Linked DNA regions of Homo sapiens: region 1 is linked to region 2. Evidence: chromatin loops called from intact Hi-C (ENCODE). Cell type or tissue: heart right ventricle. All regions are shown on one strand. Links, peaks and the distances in the headings refer to the core of each region. The heading gives the core; the rest is flanking DNA. Region 1 overlaps RMND5A (required for meiotic nuclear division 5 homolog A). Region 2 overlaps RNF103-CHMP3 (RNF103-CHMP3 readthrough).

What was found. A loop is a pair of places that touch in the nucleus more often than their neighbours do. Peaks named below come from ENCODE experiments on the same cell type or tissue, not always from the same donor. Only the 100,000 strongest peaks of a DNase experiment are listed, where the experiment ranks them.
Region 1: it touches region 2 in a loop (8-fold over the local background); 4 of 110 quality-filtered maps call a loop at or near these places.

Annotation. Positions count from the first base shown.
Region 1 is chr2:86,741,077-86,752,721 of GRCh38, forward strand. It overlaps RMND5A (required for meiotic nuclear division 5 homolog A), which reads left to right. Exons shown (of 9, transcript NM_022780.4): 3 at 10,820-10,954. Among named protein-coding and RNA genes, the nearest start is that of RNF103-CHMP3, 26 kb to the left of the region's middle. In heart right ventricle, for the core only: no CTCF peak of the experiment used is centred there; no DNase peak of the experiment used is centred there; H3K27ac peaks cover 1,936 bases.
Region 2 is chr2:86,681,332-86,692,976 of GRCh38, forward strand. It overlaps RNF103-CHMP3 (RNF103-CHMP3 readthrough), which reads right to left. Exons shown (of 8, transcript NM_001198954.1): 2 at 6,901-6,994. Among named protein-coding and RNA genes, the nearest start is that of RMND5A, 33 kb to the right of the region's middle. In heart right ventricle, for the core only: no CTCF peak of the experiment used is centred there; no DNase peak of the experiment used is centred there.

The sequences.
Region 1 (11,645 bases), core at 2,465-10,464, 60 kb after region 2:
ATTGAAAGAAGTGTTTTGTATTTTTTAGCATCATTCTTTTTCTTCTGTCAGTGCTTTGATAATACTAGCTTTCACAAATTACTTTATGCTATTCCTGTCATGTTTGCTTTTGATGACTTTTACAGGTCTAGTTTTACTATGTTATTCTTACTAAAGTTCCTTGTTGCTATTATTTAAAAAATAAAAGCAAAATTAAAACCCTCTGCTTTTATAGCTTTGTTGTTTATCCATTTGCATATATGACTAGAGCTCCTAGGGTCATGATAAATAAAGTTCCAAAGAAATTTTAACCCAGTATGTGGGAGTTTGTTTACCAGAAGTAACTTTTCCTAATTCCTGAATAATTCCCTAGCTGTGACTCTGTCTCTGTTATGGGATGATTAGAATAACAGCCTTGTATCAGTCTCCCCTGCATCATCCTAACTGTTTTCTTCCTATGGGCGTCCCAGCTACCTTTCAATTTTGCCTTCTGTGTGAATGAGTGAGTGAGTTGGTTGCTAGGCAGTGAGGCTGGTCACTTTGATTTGATGTTTTTTTTCTTGTGACATTTTTTGAGTAAGCCATCTTTGACCTGGTGGTTGACTTATAAGCAGTTACCATTTTTAGTACCAGCTGATTTTATTCATGGAGTTCATAGTCCTATTGGCACCTAAGAGAAGTAGTTCAAGGTTACTGTGTGATACCTCTGACTACTTCAGACATTGGGGAGATTGTGACTGGTTGGGGCATTTCTCTTCACACATCGTAAATGTCTGGGAGGGTAGGAAGAACTTTCGAGGAGTGCCCTTTGTAGCAAAGGCATCTTCTAAACAGTCTTATGAGTTAACTTAGTCTGTACTCACAAGAGTGATAGTTGTAACAGAGGTAATAGAAGCTCATTGAATCTGGAGAGTGGTTCGTGTAACTCATGGGTAGACCCAACTGTTAGAAATTATCCTGTGAAAAGGCTAGGCTTGACGCTGCTTGAGTCAGAACTATATGCTTATAAGGCAATACTGTTCACTGGTAGGTGTGGTATGACAAGACTGTGAGTGGCATGGGCTCAGAGGACTTGTTTTGGTAGTTGTGGCTTACAGAAGTGTTAGTGGCCTTTCAGAAAGTTCTCACTACTCCCATAGTGGTGTGAGGGGTTTGACTTGGCCAGAGAGTCGGAGGGTGGTTTTGGCAGCAGCAGGGTTCCAGCCACGTTGTTATGTCAGTGATGGCAGTCACCAGCAAAGTCTGGGAAGGCAGACTCTGGGGAGATTGTGACTGGGGAGATTGTGGGGAGATTGAGACTTTGGGGAGATTGTGAAATGGCTTTGAGGTTGTGAAGCCTGTTTGGTAACTCCAAGAGAGTGAACACAGTTTTAGAAGTGGGTTTGGCATCAACCCTCTCTGGTACTATGATATTTGAAGTCTTCAGTTGGTTCCTGGAGTGGTTGTTGGTGTGTATGAGCTTAAGAACTGTGGGAGTGGTGGTGGGACACTTTATTTTCTTCCAGCAGCTGTATCCTTCTAGAATGTGATGGGGCACTTTAGAGATGGTCTTCATTTGTGGGTGAAGAACCCTCAGTTCCTCTAGAGGTACAGTAACTACTGGTGGTGTCTAAGAAGATTCACATTTTGATGTTGACAGTGACCAAGGCATCCTGGTGATTCTAAATGGCTCAAAGTTCAGAGAGAACCCCAGGAAGTTCTTGGGGACATCTGCTTGACCACCAGGCTGCCTGCAGTTATAACAGAAGGTCAGCATTTGGACAGTAGAACCAAAGGTGGTATGACAGTGAGAAGAGCTAAAGCTTCCAAGGCAGCCAATCAGAGATTCTTGGAATAAGGGGGGATGGGCTCAGCAACTATAATTCTAGTGTGTGGGCTACTGACCAGGATCTGGAGCAGTTGGGCAAATAATTCACCAATTATGCTTTCTGCAGCTGGTAGGCTGACCATATATGCCATGTATGTCCCTGTTTCCTAGTTTATGTTTTTTGTCCTGTCATGATGATCAGAATCTTCTTCTGCTCTTGTCCTGCTTGCTCCTGGTGCCTGGCTGAGCATCTCTTACTCCAGACCTAGCAGGTCTTTATAGATATTCATAAGGGTTGTCAGATATTTTGACTAATCTTTAAGGCAAAACATTATCTGGATGTACTTGGTGCCAAACATGGAAGTATCTTTTTGGAAGTGGATATCAAGGGAACACATTTATAATGAATAATCTACATTCTGGCTTATTTGGGCAGGGGGATGTGTTCATGGTAAAGATTCCTAATCACATATTTTAATTTACTCATTGCTCTTTTGAGGACTTTTTTTTTTTTTATGCCCTTGGAAGTTATAAGGACTTTTTCAAGTAATTCTTATACAGTTTCTTTCAAAAAAATTGGGGTGTTTTTGGTTTTTGTTTTTGTTTCTGTTTTTGTTTTGAGAAGGACTCTCACTCTTTTTGCCCAAGCTGGAGTGCAGTGGCACCATCTCAGCTCACTGCAAACTCTGCCTCCCAGGTTCAAGCGATTCTCCTGCCTCAGCCTCCTGAGTAGTGCCCAGCCCAAAAAATTGTTTCATGTTCCTGTGAAAGTAGTTTTGGTTCTAGGTGACCTGGATTCTGGATTCTTCTCATTCGTCATATGAAACTATATTATTTAGTCGGCTGGGCGTGGTGGCTCACACTTGTAATCCCAGCACTTTGGGAGGCCGAGGCAGGCGGATCACCTGAGGTGAGGAGTTCGAGACTAGCTTGGCCAATATGGCAAACTCCCATCTCTACTAAAAATACAAAAAAAAATTAGGCACATTCCTCTAATCCCAGTTACTTGGGAGGCTGAGGGAGGAGAATCGCTTGAACCTGGGAGGCGGAGGTTGCAGTGAGTCGAGATTGCACCACTGCACTCCAGTCTGGGCAACAGAGCGAGACTCCATCTCAAAAAAAAAAAAAAAATACATACATACATACTATATTATTTAGCTGACACTGAATAGTGTTTGTGGTACTGTAGTCTGCCACCACAGAGGAAAGCCTGGATCTTTTAGCTCAGTTCCCTAGTATCTTTCAGTACACACTCTCCCCGTATTTTTGGCATCTACTTGGCCTCAGCTGAAGAGGAAGCTGTTTCCCCAATAGAAGTACCTAGACGTTGTGAATGGGCTTCTCACATACATCAGGAATTCCGTGTAGGCTGTTTCACATAAGACTGCATTGACTTGTTAAGTCCTCCAGGAGCTCTTTTAATTTGAACCTGGTAGTTGTGTAAGCTCTGGGCAGCCTGTTGTAAAGGCTGGGTGGACCTGATTGGTGGTGACCAAACAGGATAAAGCTGAATCCAGTGTGGCATAAGGCTTTTAAGAACCATGCCAAACAGACCTGAGTAATAAACTGGAATGTCCATCAGCCTGTGAGTACCACTTTATGGACACATGCTCCCACCCTTACAGGATGAGGACAAAGAAGCCAGTGGCTCCTGTATGAGCAGGCTGGTTTTGAGTGAGAAACATTAGTAAATTTTAGTCATGCTCAGTGGTATTTTTCCTTTTATATTTTAATACTTATGTTTTAAAGTTCCCTACCTATCATGTCTCTGAAAATATAAGCAGAATAGAAGTTTCTGGTGGTGGTAGCCAAGATATTGTTTGGCTTTTAATTATTATGAACAGAGTCTCGCTCTGTTGCCTAGGCTGGAGTGCAGTGACACCATCACAGCTCACTACAGCCTTGACCTCCCTGGGCTCGAGTGGTCCTCCCACCTCAGCATCCAAGTCCCAGACAAGTAGCTGGGCCTACATGCGCTTGCTACCATGCCCAGTTAATTTTTTTCATTTTTGCGTAGAGATGTGGTCTTGCAGTGTTGCCCAGGATAGTCTTGAACTCCTGGCCTCCCATTGTTGGGATTATTGGTGTGAGCCACTGTGCCTGGCCCATTATTTATTTAAAATAAATAATATTTGTTCTGTGACAATTTTTTTTTTTTTAGTAAAAATAATGTATTTGGGCTGTTCTTGATTTCCTCTCCCATTTTTAGATAATCTAGAATTCAGTCCAGTTTAGGGTATTTTATTCAGTATTTTATTTAGTCAATTGACTTTTAAAGTTTACTTCCTAAGAAAAGTCAATAAAAATGATTATTGCTTTAGACTTCTAGGTATGTGTGCATATGTGTTAAATAGTACTAAAGATTTTAATATCTCAAATCTGATGTGGTATAATTAAAAGCTGACCACATACTACATGTCCTTTATAAGATTGCTGTTTTGTATATGTAAAATAACTGGAAAAATTCTGAGGCTACATGAAAGAAGTTTGCATGGAATAGACACTGCTTATTATAAAGTAAAGGTAGTTGCTATCTTAAATTTGACTTGGAAGAGTGGGTAAGATTTAGAGCAGCAGAACAGTGAGATGAGATTTTTCCTTGAGGCTCGGAAAGGGCAAAACAGCAACTGAGAATATGCCTGACTCATGTTTAAGATGCTTCAAGATTGACTTGATTAGAGTGACTGCTCCTGTTGGGAATAGGGAAAGGTAAATGATGGAAGGCCTGAGAGGTGTGGATTTGATCAGATGATGAAAGCAGTTGAGGATTTACTTGACCTCATTAAGTAGGATGAAAACAGACTAAATAGTAGTCATAGGTAGGAGGATAATAGCTATCACATATTGAGTGTTGACCATGTTCCAGATAGTGAGCTAAGTGCTTTACATACATTTATATCTATCCCATGATGCAGGGACATTATTCCCATTTTATATATGAGGAAACTGAGACTCAATACCCAGGTATATAATTTGGAAGTAGTGGATCAAGGTTTGGAAAAAGTTTTTACTCAAGAATCTGTTCTTAAACACTGTGCTGTACTAGGAAATCACTGAGGCCATTGCAGAGCTGGTAATGTTGAAGGGGAACAATAATAGTTAAAAAAAATTTTAAACCTCATTATCTAAACAGATCTTTTGCCACTGGGTGGAGTATCTACATTGGTGAGGCAAAATGCTGACTGTATTAAGGAGTGAATGGAGTAATGGTATAAAAAAATGACATATAGAATATTTTAAGATAGTTCTGGGTGAGCAGTCCAGAACTGCCTTTTATGTTGGTATGTGATAAACAAGGTCTGTGTGTTGGGTAGAGAGGGACAAAAGGACTTAATATCCATTAAACTGTGCTAGCTAATCCAGTCTGCAATTGCATTTAAGTGCTTTTAAATTAATGAATATTAATATCTCTGCATGCTTTCGTGTATTTGTTTTTGTTTATATTTTCTAATAAGGATTCTTTTAAATACAGAAGCAGAAGGTTTGGTGGCAACCTGGCCCTCAGATTCAGCTTTGGTTAGGTTTGGCCTGGCTCTCAGATTCAGCTACTGTGTATTAAAGGTTTACTGATGGATGGATACTCATAGAGGTTTTCATGTACATTATTTACCTTTATCTTCACCAAAGACTTGTAAGGTCGAGATTATTGTCTCTAGATACAGATGTGAAAACTTAGATTTGTAAGTAACCTGCCTGAAGTCACAGAGTTGGGATTAAAACCCAGATTTTAAGACTTGGAGGAACCTTTCTCAACTGGAGTTCCTTGAGAGAATTCATCTCTAGTGCCCTGAGGGCACCCACTCTACATATGAATTTCTCTCCTTTCCATAGAATGGTAAGAGATACATATCATCCTTGGAAGAATTAATAAAATAGCCACAGAAAGGCAGATAACTAATAGTGGAGGGATAGGGATGCAAATGTGACAGAAAGGCCTGGCAGAGTGGTTTGGCACGTTACTCCCTCATTTTTTAAATAAAGCAATAACATAACAGTGTGAATCTACCTTTCTCTTAATGTTGATAACCAAAGAAGAGGTATAAATACCGTAAGGAGAATATGGAATGTCTACATCAAAAAATGCATCTACAAAATGCTGATTATGACACACTACCAAGTTTATTTTCCAGCCCTTGGTTTGTAAAGCACTGCTATCTGGTATATGCCTAAATATGGATTATTTCATCATAGGACAGGTGCCTCATTATCAGCTTTACTAGGTATTGTAAAATTTTCCCCTGAAGGGTTTATACCAATTTACAGCCCTACCAAACACCTATAACACTTCCTGCTTCCTCATTTCTCACCTATACCTGGTATTATCAGACTTCAAATGTTTAAAGATTAATCAGATGGGTGTGAAGTAGTATCTAGTTGTACTAATTTTGCCTTTCTTTGACCATCTTGAAGGTGGGGCATCTTCTCATGTTTAACATTAGGAATTTCCCATTTGTGCATTTCATGTTCTGTCCATTTTTTCTGTTAAGTTATCTTTCTTATTGAGAGGTGTGTGTTTGTTTCAAACTCTTCTGAATACTAATCTTGTGTGGTTTGTATGCGAAGTAGCTATCGTCTGTTAGTCTGAGGAGAACCAGAATCCAGGTCTTCTTACTCTGTTAAGTATCCTTTGCTGTCTGCCTCTCACTGCTAAACCAGATTAACTGGATGCTTAAAAGGGAAATTAATTCCTGGTAGGTGCAACAATAGCACATTTTGTTGGTTCATACACTAATTTTTCTTCAAAGTAGATGGAGAAGTTTCAAAATACATGTTAATACTATTAGGGAATTGGTACTTAGGAATTAAATACTGAGTTTTATATATATTGTGACCACTGTCTGCTCAGTCATTATAATTTTATAAAATATATTTGAGAAACGGATGGGTTTTTGACGGTAAACAGTGAAAGCCATTTCCGACTGATTTGTGTATTCATGATACGGCATGATACGGCCTGTTTAGATCGCACACTTTCATAATGATGTTGTATCAAAGTTATTTACTCCTCTTCTGCCTCAGCTTCTAGATTTAGTATGTCCTGGATTTCTCCTTCCAAGTCAGAACATCCTCTCCGGATGGACACACCCTTGGATGTGTGCTTTTTTGCTTTTGGTTCTTGTTTGGATCCTTTCTTCCCAATTAAGAACAGGATGCCAAAGCTTTTCTTTGCTTAAAAAATATGAAAAGAAAAAGTATAGTAAGACAGAAGATGTTAATTATAGATGGTATTTCTCTTCATTAGCCACCTCTTGGCTGGTTTGCAGTGCTGTGGATTTTCTGGACAGCCATGCAAATGAGCTTGGTTACCTAGCAACAGAAGCTGGAACTAATGCTAGCTCTGATGCAACAGTGAGTAAGAACCTGCAGTTATAACAAAAGGAGTTTGACAGTGTATTGCATTTCCTCAACCTCTATATATTTTATAATCTTAGCTTTAATTTTTAATGCATGTGACCAGAAAATAAGCTATGGAAGTTTACTTATCTACCTCAGTAGTTTATACTGGAAAATCAGAATGGTAGAAGGGAGCTCAGAAGTGTCCAGAAAACAATCGAATGCATTGCTTATTCATGCTTCTTTTCCAAGAGCAGCAAATAAGTTACGAGCTTGAATGTAGTTAGATTTTGAGTGTAAGGGTGTTTGACTTTTCTTACCTATGTAGTAGTGACCATAGTAAGCCTTAAGAAAATAGAGATACACATAGGGCATTGTTGTAAAACTTTGTAGCAAACCCAAAGAAAATTGTTTAAATATTAGACTCTTTTTGTAATTTTCTAGTTGATGAATATTTACTTTTAATATGTATATTAAGGAAAGAATTGAAGGGATTATTTTGTTTGATCTGAGCAAGTACTGTCAGATGGTAGCTTATTAAAATTCTGACCTAATATATATATTACCGGATAAAATTGTTTCAACATGATCTGTGCTTTGAGCTGACCAGCGTGTCTTCCAGCGTTGTTTTATTTTTCCCTAAGGAATAGGTACTAATAAATTTGTTGTTTGGGGAAAAATCATTAAATGAATAAGTAGAAACCTGAAGGTTGTATTTGGATTTAATGCAGTTGATAAGTTAGTGAGAGAACTTTCTTAATTCATCTCTCTATTCTTTCCTTATACTGTGCATTTAGACATTTAGAGAGTTATGGGCAGGTTCCTGAGTTTGTAATAAACTCATCTTCAGATCTTTAGAAACCCATTCCTTTATGCATTTGAATGGCCCTTTGGGAAGTGGAATTTGGGAGAGAACAGCGTTGATCAGCCTCTGAGCTCTACTCCAGAAGAGACAGAAAGCAGTACCATCTCCGGTGTTGTAGTTGTCATAGACAGCATAAAGATAAAATAATTTACTTAAAAATACTGATGAACTGTTATAAAATTAGCTCTCAACAGGCAGAATCTGATAAATAGAAATTAAACATAATCTTATACAAGCAGTTGTGGTTCTTCAGTGCTAGTTAACAGTTTTTTCATTATATGCATGGATGCTCTTGCTTTAGCATCTAGGTACTTTGTATTATTTCTTTTTCTTTCTTTTTTTTTTTGAGATGGAGTCTTGCTCTGTCTCTCAGGCTGGAGTGCAATGGCGTGATCTCGGCTCACTGCAACCTCTGCCTCCCTGGGTTCAAGCGATTCTCCTTCCTCAGCCTCCCAAGTAGATGGGATCACAGGCACCCACCACCACGCCCAGCTAATTTTGTATTTTTAGTAGAGACGAGGTTTCACCATGTTGGCCAGGTTGGTCTTGAACTCCTGACTTCAGGTGATCCTCCCACCTCGGCCTCCCAAAGTGCTGGGATTACAGGAGTGAGCCATCATGCCCACCCCGTTATTTCTATTCTTTAGGTTAAATACTTGGCTAAGAAAAATGTCTGTGAAAAGGAAATGAATAAAAATTAAGACTGACAATATTCTTGGTTTTTTGTGTTTGTTTTGTCTTGAGTGATTCCAAACCTTAATGTATGTATTCAGTTTTAGGCTACTGTTTTCACATCTAGAGATAGGGTAGATAGCTGTTTATAGGGAGAAAAATGTGCTTAATTTTGGAGAAAAGCACTCCTGCATTGTGATTGTAAATAGTGGGTTGTTTGCAGTTGCTGTTGCTGGTTACTTACTACCTGTTCTTGTACATCATGTAAAATAATCCCATATTGGTTGGACTGTATATTTAAGCAGTGGTTGACTAGGATTGCAATTTTAGTTAAATCTAAATGGCCTTGTCTAGTTAAGTTTATATATTTTTAAAAAGAAATGCAAAACATTTATTAGGGAGCAATGCCTATGAAAGATAAAGGGTGCTGAAGTGGAATTAGGCTGGGAAAGCTTTCACACTGTGATGTACGTTTGCTCTTCTTTCACTCTTGATGTTTCATGTTCCTTCTGGTGTCATTTTCTTCTGTCTGAAGACTTTAGCAATACTTTTAGAGCAAGTCTGATGGCAGTAAATTCAGTTTCCCTCCGTCTGAGAATGTCTTTATTTCATCTTCATTCCTGAAGGATATTTTCACTGGATATAGAATTCTAGGATGACAGTTATTTTCTTTCAGTACTTGACAAATGTCATGCCACTTCTTTCTGGCCTCCATAGTTTCTGTTGAGAAATCTGTAGTCATTTGAATCATGGTTCCCCTGTAAGTAACATGTCACTTTTCTCTGGCTGCCTGCAAGATTTTTTGCTTTATCTTTAGTTTTAACAGTTTGAATGTGAGATGTTTGGGTCAGATTTCTTTGAATTTGTCCATGTTGGAGTTCACTGACCTTCTAGAATCTGAGATTTATGTCTTTTGCTAAACTTGGGAAATACTCTTCAACTATTTTTTTCTGTACCATACTGTTTCTCTTCTCCTAGTATTCCGATGACACACACGTTAGAGCTTTTGTAATTTTCCCACAGGTCCCTGAGGCTCTGTTTTTTTTTTTTTTTTAAACTGGTGTTCAGATTGGATGAATTCTATTGATTTTCACTGACTTTTTGCACTGCCACTTTGCTTCTGCTGTTGAAAAATTCATCCAATGAATTTTTTATTTTGGTTACTCTATCAGCTTTTTCCTTGCTAAGTCTCTCCCTTTGTTTCAAGATTGTTTGTATTTTTATAATAACTGCCCTAAAGTTTTGGATGGTTCCAGCATCTCTGTCATGTTGGCATTGGTGTCTGTTGATCATCTTTTTCCATGTGAGTTGAGATTTTCTTGGTTCTTTGTATGCCAAGTAATTTTGCAGTATCTTGAACATTTTGAATATGTATTATAGTACTCTGGGTCTTGTTTAAGTTCTGTGGAGAGTGTTGGTATTTTTGTTTTAGCAGGCAATCAACCTTGTTGGATTCAGGCCACAAGTTCTAACCAGTCTTTTCTGGGTTGTAGTTTCAGTGTTAGTTTTGTTTCTAAAGCCATTACAGTTATTTAGATTTGTCCTGTGTGTGTAACACCTGGTAGCCAATATGGGACCTAGGAATTAGGTCTATTCCCTAGTTCAGTTTTCAAAATCTGTAGTATGCTGTTTAGAGTCAGGACCATGCATGTATAGCTCAAAGGCAAACCCAGAGGTGTAGATAAACCACTCTCTTAACTAGTTGGCCATGCCCCCACAACCACTTTCAGCCTCAATACTGCAGTTGTTGGGATGTGCCATGGATTATTATGTTGATAGGCATATGTGTTTTCTCCTTTTTTCCCCTCCCATTATAGACAGTGCTGCAGTGGGCATGCTTTTACAGGTCATCATTGCATTCCTCTAAAAATATTGCTGCATATAATGCCTAGAAATCAGTTCATTCGCTTGATTTTATTTTATTCATGGACACCATTATTAAATCTACTTTAAAAAAACATTATCTAAAAATATACCTATTTACTCTTCTAGCATGACAAGTTTTAGAAAGGAGCAGTGGAAAAATTCCTTCCTTTGGGACGCTATAAATTGCAGTTGGGTTCTTATTGGGGTATCTCAGACTGAAACAAAGACCATTTTTTTCCTGTTAAGTGGGGTGAAAATAATCTATTTATGATTCCCTTTCTCTTTCTTTTCCCCAGAATTTTGATTCTGACATTAGCAGTGTGGGAATAGATGGCTGCTGGCAGGCAGACAGCCAAAGGCTTCTCAATGAGGTGATGGTGGAGCACTTCTTTCGACAAGGAATGCTGGATGTGGCTGAGGAGCTCTGTCAGGTAACAGTGTGCCAACTGGGAGGATATGAAAAAGAAACAAGGGAACTCCTTGGAGTTTATAGTATTTGCAGGGTGGGGTTTTGAGTCTTCCTCTAGCTATAGATAGATTTTTAATATTTAAATTATCAGAGATGACCTCATTTTACTAGGAGTATTTTGGGGAATTTTTTAAGTGGCAAAAATTATAGTTCTAGAACTTGTTATCCAGATCATTTTTTTCTTGTTCCTGTCCCAGAAGGTTAGTCCCAGTTCATGAATCAAAGGGCGCAAAAGCGATATTCTTTCTTCATGTCCATTTTTGATATAGAAGGTTAGTATAGCAGACAAGAGGAAAGGGACAAAAACATTGATGTTTGTTCTTCTGTTCTAGCCCAGCTTAAACGATTTTATCAAATGAATTTCCAGCTAAAATTTTTTACTTCGCATTAGCAGCATTTGTCTTTTATTTCTATCACACATGAGTTAGAACTCTACAACAGTTTACCAATACCATGTAGTCATAATAGTAGTAGCTGCCATATATTGAGTGCTTACCTTAAGCCAAGCCCTGCCTTTATTCCTTGCTGCAATCCCATGAAGTAAAAATTATTGTTTCCATTCTACAGATGAAAAATCTAAGGTCTGGAGAAGTAAGTTGCCCGAGGCCTTAACAGGTTCTTTGTGAAAGAACTGGGATTCAGTCCCTGATTCA
Region 2 (11,645 bases), core at 1,955-9,954:
GCCTAGAATTTCTCTGCCTCCTGTCCGAATCAATGATCACGCCACTGCACTCCAGCCTGGGTGACAAAGAAAGATCCTGATTTAAAATAAAAAGAAAGAAAAGAAAAAGAAAGCGAGAAAGGAAGGATTCTAAATAGCAAATAAATTTTCATCTTCCCTGATGACAATAAATTGTTCCTGTAAACTAATCAGAATATGTAATGTTTATGGATTTTTTTTTTTTTCCAAGACAGAATCTTGCTCTGTCATCCAGGCTGCAGTGCAGCGGCACGATCTCGGCTCACTGCAACCTTTGCCTCCAGGGTTCAAGCGATTCTCGTGTCTCAGCCTCCCAGGGAGCTGGGATTACAGGCACTTGCCACCACGCCTCGCCAAGTTTTGTATTTTAGTAGAGTCGGGGGTTTCACCATTTTGGCCAGGCTGGTCTCAAACTCCTGATGTCAAGTGATCTGCCCACCTCAGCCTCCCAAATTGCTGGGATCAGAGATGTGAGCCACCGCACCCAGCCTTAATGTTTATGTTTTAAATAAATATGTTCAAAATTCATTTAGAGTGCTCTGGAAAACCTCTAAGTAGGTTAGAAAATCCTGTTTAAAAGTTGTTTGCTTTTTATATTTAACTATGCAGATGGAGTTTTTAAAAATAATTTTTAAAGCAGTTTTAGTTTTACAATAATTGATAGGCTTAATTTTTTTTAAAGCAGTTTTAGTTTTACAGAAAAGCTGAGCAGAAAGTACAGGGAACTCTCATATTCTTCCCTTCTCTCTGCACCCACTTTGGTCCTCATTTCCCCTATTATTAATGCCTTACATTAGAAGTTTTATAGTTTTGCATTTTACATGTAGTTTTGCATTTTACATGAAGTTTTATAGTTTTGCATTTTACATAGTACATTTTACTATGATCCATTTTGAGTTAATTTTTGTGAAAGATGTAAGGCATGTGTCTACATTCATTTTTTTCCCATGTGAATGTCCAATTGTTTCAGTATCATTTGCTGAAGACTGTCCTTTCTTCGTTGAATTGCCTTTGCTTGTCTGTCAAAGATCAGTTGGCTATATTTGTGTGTTTCTTTCTGGCCTCTCTATTCTGTTCCATTAATCTATTTGTCTATTCTTTCACCAATACCACACTGTCTTGATTACTGTACAGTAAGTCTTGAAGTTTTGCAGCGTCAGTTCTCTGACTTTTTCTCGTCAATATTGTGTTGGCTATTCTGGGTCTTTTGCTTTTCCATATTAACCTTAGAATCTGTTAGTCAATATCTACAAAACGACTTGTAATTTTTATTGGTATTGCGTTAAATGTATAGATCATGTTGTAAAGAACTGACATTTTAACAATATTGAGTTTCCTATCCATGATTCTTTCATGACAGTTTAATAGTGTTCCTTATATAGCTCTTGTACATATTTTGCTAAATTTATACCTAAGTATTTCTCTTTTTCTTTCAGGGTGCTAATGTAAATGATGTTGTGTCTTTATTTTTATTTTTTATTTTCTTTCTTAAGCTAAGGACGCTACTGAAGATGTGTTATCAATTTCAAATTCCAATAGGTCATTGCTGGTATAGAGGAAAGCAACTGACTTTGTATATTAACCTTGTATCCTACAACTTTGCTATAAGTGCGTATCAGCTCCAGGAATTAGTTGCCTTTTTTGTTTGTTTTGTCAATTCTTTGGGATTTTCTACATAGAAAATCATCATCTGTAAACAAAGACAGTTTTATTTCTTCCTTCTTGATCTGTATATCTTTCGTTTTTTTTTGAGACGGAGTCTTACTCTGTTGCCCAGGCTGGAGTGCAGTGGGGTGATCTCGGCTCACTGCAACCTCTGCCTCCTGGGTTCAAGTGATTCTCCTGTCTCAGCCTCCCGAGTAGCTGGGATTATAGGCACACACCGTCATGCCCGGCTAATTTTTTTGTATTTCAGTAGAGACGGGGTTTCACCATGTTGCCCAGGCTGGTCTCGAACTCCTGAGCTCAGGCAATCCACCCACCTCAGCCTCCCAAAGTGTTGGGATTACAGGCGTGAGCCACCGCGACTGGCCAATCTGTATATCTTTTATTTCCTTGTCTTGTCTTATTGTGTTAGCCATGACTCTCAGAATGATGTTGAATAAGACTGGTGAAAGTATACTCTTTTGTGTAGCTCCTAATTTTAGGAAGAAAGCATCATCAGTACCTATGACATTAGCTGTAGGGGTTTTTGTAGATGTTCTTTATCAAACTGAGGAAGTCCCCCTCTACTCCTAGTTTGCTGAGAGTTTTTATGATGAATGGGTGATGGATTTTGTCAAATTCTCTTTCTGTATTTGATCATATGATTTATCTTCTTTAGTGTCTTGGTGTAATAACTTACATTAATTCATCTCTTCTCAGCCTTTTGGCTAAGATCAAATGTAGTCATATTAATTGATTTTGCATATTAGTCTTGTATACCTAAAATAAATCCCACTTGGTCATGGTGTATAATTCTTTTTAGATTTGTTGAATTTTATTTGTTAATATTTTGTTGAGGACTTTTGTATCTATATTCATGAGAGATATTGGTCTGTAGTTGTTTTTTCTTGTAATATCTTTGGTTTTAGTATTAGGGTAATGCTGTCCTCAAAGAATGTTAGAATGTATTCCCTCTGCTTCTATTTCCTGGAAGAGACTATAGAGAATTGTTATAATTTACTTCTTAAATATTTGGTAGAATTCACCAGTGAATCCATCTGAGCCTGGTACATTCTGTCTTGGAAAGTTATTAATTATTGATTCAATTTATTTAGTAGATACAGGCCTATTTATATCATCTATTTCTCCTTGTGAGAGTTTCGGTAGATTGTCTTTTAAGGAACTGGTCTACTTCATCTAGATTATCAAATTTGTGGGCATATAATTATTTATCACATTCTTTTATTACGCTTTTAATGTTCATAGTGATATGCCTTCTTTCATTTCTGATATTAGTAATTTGTGTCTCCTATTTTTATTCATTAGTTTGAGTAAAGATTTATAAATTTCACTGATCTTTGCAAAGAAACAGTTTTGGGTTGATTGATTCTTTTTCTATTGATTTCCTGTTTTCAATTTCGATGTTTTCTGCCCTGATTTTTATAATTTCTCTTTTTCTGCTTATGTTTAATTTAATTTACTCCTCCTTTTCTTCCTTCCTCCCTCCCTTCCTTCCTTTTTTTTTTTTTTTTTTTTTTTGGCATTTTGCTCTTGTTGCCCAGACTGTAGTGCAATGGTGCGATCTCAGCTCACCGCAACCTCTGCCTCCCAGGTTCAAGTGATTTTCCTGCCTCAGCCTCCCGAGTAGCTGGGATTACAGGCATGTGCCACCAAGCCTGGCTAATTTTTTTTTTTTGAGATGGATTCTTGCTCTGTTGCCCAGGCTAGAGTGCAGTGGCACGATCTCGGTTTACTGCAACCTCCACCTCCCAGGGTTCAAGCGATTCTCCTGTCTCAGCCTCCCGAGTAGCTGGGACTGCAGGTGCCTACCACTGTGCCCAGCTAATTTTTTTGTATTTTTAGTAGAGACAGGGTTTCACCATCTGGGCCAGGCTGGTCTCAAACTCCTGACCTTGTCATCCTCCTGCCTCGGCCTCCCAAAGTGCTGGGGTTACAGTGGTGAGCCACCGCGCTCTGCCTATTTTGTATTTTTTTTAGTAGAGACGGGGTTCCTCCATGTTGGTCAGGCTGGTCTCGAATTCCCGACCTCAGGTGATCCCCCAGCCTCAGCCTCCCAAAGTGCTAGGATTACAGGCATCAGCCATGACGCCTGGCCAATTTGCACCTCCTTTTCTAGTTTCCTGAGACAGAAACTTAAGTGATTAATTTTAGGTCTTTTTTATTTTCCTATATAAGCATTTAATGGTATAAATTTTCCTTTAAGCACTGCTTTCACTGCATCTGACAAATTTTGATAAGTCATAATTTCATTTTTATTGAGTTAAAATATTTTAAAATTTCACTTCTCTTGAGGCTTCTTCCTTGACCTACTGATTATTTAGAAATGTGTAGTTTAATTGCCAAATATTTTTGGATTTTCGAGCTATCTTTCTGTTATTATTTCTAGTTTAATCCCATTGTCAAGATTTGTTTTATCACCCAGAATGTGGTCTCTCTTGGTGAATGTTCCATGTGAGCTTGGGAAGAATGTGTATTTTGTTGCTGTTGGATGAAGTATTTTATAAATGTCAATTAGATTCAGTTGATTGATGGTGCTGTTTATGTTTAGTTCAACTATATAATTACTGATTTCATGCCTACTGGATCTGTCAACTACTAATAGAGGGGTGTTGAAGTCTCTAAGTATTATAGTGTATTCATCAATTTCTCCTTGCAGTTCTATCAGTTTCACTGCATGTATTTTGACACTCTTGTTAGGTATGTACACATTAAGGATTGTTATATTTTCTTGGAGATTTTTAAAATCTTGTACTGCTCCTCTGTATCCCTGAGAATTTCCCTTGTGCTAAATTCTTTGTCTGAAATTAATGTAGAACTCCGGTTTTCTTTTGACTAGTATTAGCATGGCATAATTCTTTAAGTTTTTATTTTTATTCTATTTGCATCTTTATATTTAAAATGGGTTTCTTTTAAACAAAATTTAGTTAGGCCTTTTTTTTTCTAATTTTTTCATCTTGTGGGGACTTGTTTTTTTTAACCACTCTGACAGTCTTTTTTAATTGGTGTACTTAGGCCATTCACATTTAAAGTGAATATTGATATCATTGGATTAATACCTACTGTATTTTAAACTTTTCTATTCATTGCTTTTGTTCTGTTTCTTTTTTTATCTTCCACTCTTTTTCTGCCTTCTCTGTTTTTGTTTTTGTTTTTGTTTTTTTGCCTTCTCTGGTTTTAATTGTGCATTTTAAGATTCCATTTTCTCTTCTCTCATATCAATTATATTTCTTTTTAGTGGTTTCCCTAAAATTTTTAATATACATGTATAACTAATGCAAGCCCACTTTAAAGTAATAGTGTACTGCTTCACAGTACAAGTACCTTATAATGGTTTTCCCAGTGCCTCCCTCCCACGCCTTACAGCATGCGTCCATTCATTTCACTTATTCATAAGCAATGGTCACTGAAAGCATGGATTGTATAGGTTAGAACTAAATTGGTATAGCGAAAATTTCATTTATTTTGTAAATAATTTTTCCCGTGTGGCTGTTATTGTGCTCTACCATTTTATATTTTATTAGTGATCCAGTGATTTTTGAAGACAAGGTATGAGACAGAAGAAAATATTATAGGCCTAGATCCATGGACTCTTCTGATGGGGTTGATGAAGAGTTTTAACCGATATTTATTTATTTATTTATTTATTTATTTATTTATTTATTTATTTATTTTGGGGATAGGGTCTCACTCTGTCGCCCAGGCTAGAGTGCAGCGGTGTAATTATAGCTCACTGTAGCCTCAAACTCCTGGGCTCAAATGATCCTCCTGCCTTAGCCTTCAGAGTAGCTAGGACTACAGGCATGTGCCACCATGCCTTGTTATTTTCTTGTTGTTGTAGAGAAGAGATCTTGCTATGTTGCCCAGGTGTTTTCAAACTACTAGCCTCAACCAATCCTACCATGTTAGCCTCCCAAAGTGCTGGGATTACAGATGAGAGCCACCATGCCCAGTCAAGAATTTTAATCCTTTGAAGCATTTTACTACACCAGACAACAAGGAACTCTGGTAATCCAAATTGTTCCATTCCTTTGTGCATTGTCTGTGGTAAACAACTTACACATCCAGCAATGGCTCTGGCAAAACTGCAAAGACTCTTAACTCCAAAGCACAGACATTTGACAAGTAAAAGGGCAGATTATTTTCGGTGGTTACTGGAACATTGAAAGACAGTAAAGCTTTTGTTAAAAAACAAACAAACAAAAAAAAGTCGTAGTCAGTGAATAGCCTCAGGAAGCAAGCTATTTAGTAGCAGTTATTTAATGTCCAGAAAAGGAAAATGCACACAGTAATGAGAACCTAAATTAGAGTAAATAAAATGCTAGGGCCAGCTCGAGCCCAGGATTGAGTCCAGTTTGGGCAACATAACGAGATGCTGTCTCTAAAAACAAACAAACATAAAATACTAGGACAAGATGTAGCATGCGAAAATGAAAAGTTTTCTCTCTCAATACCATTAGTCAACGTATTGATGATACATGCCATAAACGGAAACAAATGGTTCTCTATGTAGGTTGATGAATCAACAGATTTTACCAATAAATGTCATATTATAACATTAGTGGTTGTTGTTTGAGATGGAATCTCGCTCTGTTGCCCAGGCTGGAGTGCAGTGGTGCGATCTCGTTCACTGCAACCTCAGCCTCCCAGGTCCAAGCGATTCTCCTGCCTCAGCCTCTCAAGTAGCTGGGACTACAGGCACAGGCCACCACACCTGGCTAATTAATATCATAACATTTGTAAGATTTTTAAACAAGGTGGTTTTCAAGACTTTTTTTTTTTCTGGTGCAAAGAGCTGTCCCAAACAAGCAAAATCCCGGATAAATTTTTTTTTTTTTTTTTTTTTTTTTTGAGACGGAGTCTCGCTCTGTCACCCAGGCCGGAGCGCAATGGCGCGATCTCGGCCCACTGCAACCTCCGCCTACCGGGTTCAAGTGATTGTCCTGCCTCAGCCTCCCAAGTAGCTGGGATTACAGGCATGCACCACGACGCCCAGCTAATTTTGTATTTTTAATAGAGACAGGTTTCTCCATTTTGGTCAGGCTGGTCTGAACTGCTGACCTCAGGTGATCCGCCCGCCTCGGCCTCCCAAAGTGCTGGAATTACAGGCGTGAGCCACAGTGCCCGGCCCCGGGTGCATTTAATGTTCTGTCGTTGTATCTGGAATGAAAAGGTCTGATCTGGAAGAAATATGTGGGCATCTATACTGACAGGACTCACCAGTGAACTCCAGGAGCGGCAAAGGGAACACAGGAAATTCTGACTTCGTTCACAACACACTCTTTTCTTCATAGAGAGGTGCTGGTGTCAAAGCCTGTCAAAGAAGAAATTTTAAAAGTCTGGATGATGTGACAAAAATAGTCAACTTTCTTAAATAGAGCTACAGTCTGATCATGTACTGAAGATGAGATTTACTCATCTATCTCTTGACAAACTGGATTTCTATGAAAAAATAGTTTTCTGATATTCACGGGAAAGCAACGAACACCTCGGTGGTTTTTAACTTCTTTTTTTTGAGATGGAGTTTTGCTCTTGTTGCCCAGGCTGGAGTGCAATGGCTCAATTTTGGCTTTTGGCAACCTCTGCCTCCCGGGTTCAAGCAATTCTCCTGCCTCAGCCTCCCGAGTAGCTGGGATTACAGTCATGCGCCACCATGCACGACTAATTTTGTATTTTTAGTAGAGACTTGGATTTCTCCATGTTGGTCAGGCTGGTCTCGAACTCCTGACCTTAGGTGATCCTCCCATCTCGGCATCCCAAAGTGCTGGGATTACAGGCGTGAGCCACCATGCCTTGTTGGTTTTTAACTTCTTAAACTTGTAAATAAACTTTTTCTTGTTTTTGTTTTTTGAGACAAGGTCTCATTCTGTTGCCCAGGCTGGTGCAGTGGCATGATCAGAGCTCACTGCAGCCTCAACTTCCCGGCCTCAGGCCATCCTCCCACCTCAGTCTCATGAGTAGCTCAGACAACACATGCATGCCATCACACCTGGCTATTTTTCTTTCTTTTTTTTTTGCGGAGGCAGGATCGCCTTATATTGCTCAGGCTGGTTTTTCTTCTTTAAGAAGCATTTGAAATTGTCATATTTATGTTGAAAATTGTGTATTTGACAAGCAAATACACAAGCACAAGTTTCAATTAAGGGGTAGAGTCCATTCTTTAGTTTTAGTTTAAAAAAAGTGTTTAATACACTTTTAATACTTTTATATAGACCAATTAAAGAGATCAAGAAAGTAATACATGTATATAATAATTTTGTAATTGCTAGGCCTACATGGGAGTGTGTTAGTCCATTTTGTGTTGCCATAAAGGAATACCTGAGGCTGGGTAATTTATAAAGAGGTTTATTTTGCTCACGGTTCTGCAGGCTATACAAGAAGCATGATGCCAACATCTGCTCCTGGCTAGGCCTTCAGGAAGCTTCCAATCATGGCTGAAGGTGAAGGGGGCCCAGAATGTCACAAAGTGAGAGAGGAAAAGGGAGAGAAGGTGGAGGGCAGTGTTTTCTTAAACAACTAATTCTCGTATAAACTAACAGAGCAAGAACTCATTCATTACCACCAGGACAGCCTCAAACCATTCATGAGGGATCTGCTCCCATGATCCAAACTCCTCCCATTAGGCCCCACCTCCAACTTTATCATATTTCAACATGAAATTTGGAGGGAACAAATATCCAAACCGTATCAGGCAGCCTGATCATGTCACTCAGTAAGGAAACGCTTTTAAACTGTCTTAAAACAGTCTTAGGCCATTTTTATTCATATTGTTTTCTTTGCAGTTTTACTAACTTTCTTTTAACATTTTCAATAAATTTTCATGTTGTAAATAACATTAATTAAAATCAATTTACAACCTTTATATAAATTAAATCAACTCCTTCTACCTTTAGAAAAATTTCATTTTGTCTTAAGCCTGTATAACAAAAATGTATTATTTTTACTATATGAGTTTTAAAATTTTATGAAAAGCCACTAGGGAGATTCATTTCAAGAAAGGTAAGCTAATCTTAACTATCTGATTTTATTTCAGGGACAGATGGTTAAAAAGACATAGCAACCACAGTAGAATCTCATTTAGTAGAAATTTGTGATAAGAGTTTGGGACCTACTTGGATAAGGTAAAAATTGAAGTAGACATAATGTCTTTTTTTGGGAGGAGGAACCACATAAAAAGATAGGCAAATAAGTAAGCCAAAATAAACAGATCTTCAGGAAAAGATATCATTCTCTACTCAAAAGAGCATTGGCAATTATTATTGGATTGTTATATCTACAACTTACTGATCATGCTAATGTACTATGGGCTTAGATAAAATAATTTTTATACAGAGGTCCCCTGAGACCTGGAAATTATTTCAAGAGCTCCTCCAGAGGAGAAAGACTATGCTGGTCAACCTGCCTGTGGGATAAAAAAAATTGCATAGTATCTCCTCATCTCAGTACAAAGTACTGTATAGAGTCTATCACTTAGAATTTTAAAAATATTAATCATGTTCATGACATCCTGTAGCAAATACACTGTAATTTGTAACAATATACAAAAAATAAAAAGTATATGATACTATCTATAAATATACTTTTCATTTTAATAATTATATATAATTTTAGCAAATTATATACATAATACATTAAATTATATATATATAAAATTTCAATAATTTCTTTTTTTTTGAGACAGAGTCTTGCTGTGTCATCAAAGCTGGAGCATAGTGGCATGATTGCAGCTCACTGCTGCCTCGACCTCCTGGACTTAAGAGATCTTCCTGGCTCAGGCTCTTGAGTAGCTGGGACTACAGGCATGTGCCACCATGCCCGGCTAATTCTTATTTTAAAATTTTTAAAATATTTTGTAGAGATAGGGTCTCACTATGTTGTCCAGGCTGGTCTTGAACTCTTGGGCTCAGTGATCTTCCCACTTTGGCCAACCAAAGTGCCAGGATTACAGATGTAAGACACCACACCTGGCCTAATTTTAATAATTTCTTTCTGTACCTCAATAAATCATTTTTCATACATTTAGGGATGCATACACCCACTTTGGAAGCTACTGTTCCAGTCATAGAATTTTATCATTAACACTACCAACTAACCTCATTTGATTAAGATTTATTGACCATTCCACCCCACAACAACAGAATGTAAATTCTTTTCAAGTGACAATGGGAATATTTATTAAAATATAGCATATTTTGGGCCATAAAGCAAGTGTCAATAAGCTAAAAAGAATTTAAGTCACGTATAGTATGTTCTCTGACAACGATGGAAATAAATTAGAAATCAATGACTGCTGAAAAATTGCTGGGTAGACCCCAAATATTAGGGAACTAAATAACAGACTTCTAAATAATCAGTGGGCCAAGAAGAAATCGAAAGAGAAATGAGAGTATTTTAAATGGAGTGAAAATGAAAATCCAATATATCAAAATGTCTGGGATGCCCTTGAAGCAGCACTTAAGGAAAATTTTACAACACAAAACACTTATGTTAGAATAGAAAAAAAGGTCTCAAATCAGTGACTTCAGCTTCCATGTTAAGACACCAGAAAAAGAAGATTAAACTCAACATGCACAGAAAAAAGAAAATAATAAAGATTACAGCAAAAATAATGAAATAAAAATCAGAAAAACAACAGCAAAAGTCTGTGAAACCAAAACTGCTTCTTTGAAAAAATAAATCAATAAAATTAATAGACCTCTAGCTAAGGTGATTAGGAAAAAAAGATAGAAGATGCAAATTAACAATATCAGTAATGTGGGATGCAACATCACTGCAAGTTATACAGATATTAAAAGATAATAATGGAATATTATGAATGACTCTACACCAACGAATTCAACAAGTTAGAGCAAATTCTTTGAAAGGAACAAAATACCAAAGCTCACTCAAGCGGAAATAGCCTAAATAGTCCTATACTTATTTTAAACATTTAATTTGTAGTTAAAGGCTTTGTCACAAAAGACTCCATATCCAGATGGCTTGCTGCTCTGATGAAGTCTACAAAATCACAAAAATAAAATAAGACTAATTCTACTGAAATTCTTTTAGAAAATTGAAAAGTAGGGAATATTGCAATGAATTCCATAAATGAAGGATTAACCTGATACCAAAAAGCAGACAAAGAAAAGCAAACTACAGACCAATATTCCTCATGAGCACAGATGCAAAAATTCTAAACAAAATATTAGCAAATTTAATTCAACAATATATAAAAAGGATAATGTGGCTGGGAAGGGTGGCTCACGCCTGTAATCCCAACACTTTTGGAGGCTGAGGTGGATGGATCATGAGGTCAGGAGTTCAAAACCAGCCTGGCCAATGTGGTGACACCCCATCTTTACCAAAAATACAAAAAAAATTAGCCGGACATGGTGGCTCACGCTTGTAGTCCCAGCTACTCGGGAGGCTGAGGCAGAAGAATTGCTTGAACCCACAAGGTGGAGGTTGCAGTGAGCCAAGATGGTGCCACAGCACTCCAGCCTGGGTCACAGAGTGAGACTCCATCTCAAAAAAAAAAAAAAAAAAAAAAAAAAAGGATAATGCATCATGACCAAAGTGGGGTTTATTCTAAGAATGCAAGGCTGGTTTGAAATCCAGAAGCCAATCAAGGCCAGGTGCAGTGGCTCATGCCTGTAATTCTAGCACTTTGGGAGGCCAAGACAGGGGGATCACTTCAGCCCAAGAGTTCAAGAACAGCCTGGGCAACATAATGAGCCCCTGTCTTGACCAAAAAATAAAATAAAATAAAAAAAAGCCAGCTGTGCTGGCACTTGCCTATAGTCCTAGGTACTTGGGAGGCTGAAGTGGGAGGATCACTTGAGCCAGGGAGGTCAAAAGTGCAGTAAGCCATGATTTCACTACTGCACTCCAGCTTGGGTGACAGTGAGAAGCTGTCTCTTAAAAACAAACAAACAAAAACCAAAAACCAATCAATGTAATTTCCTATATTAACAAGCCAAAAAGAA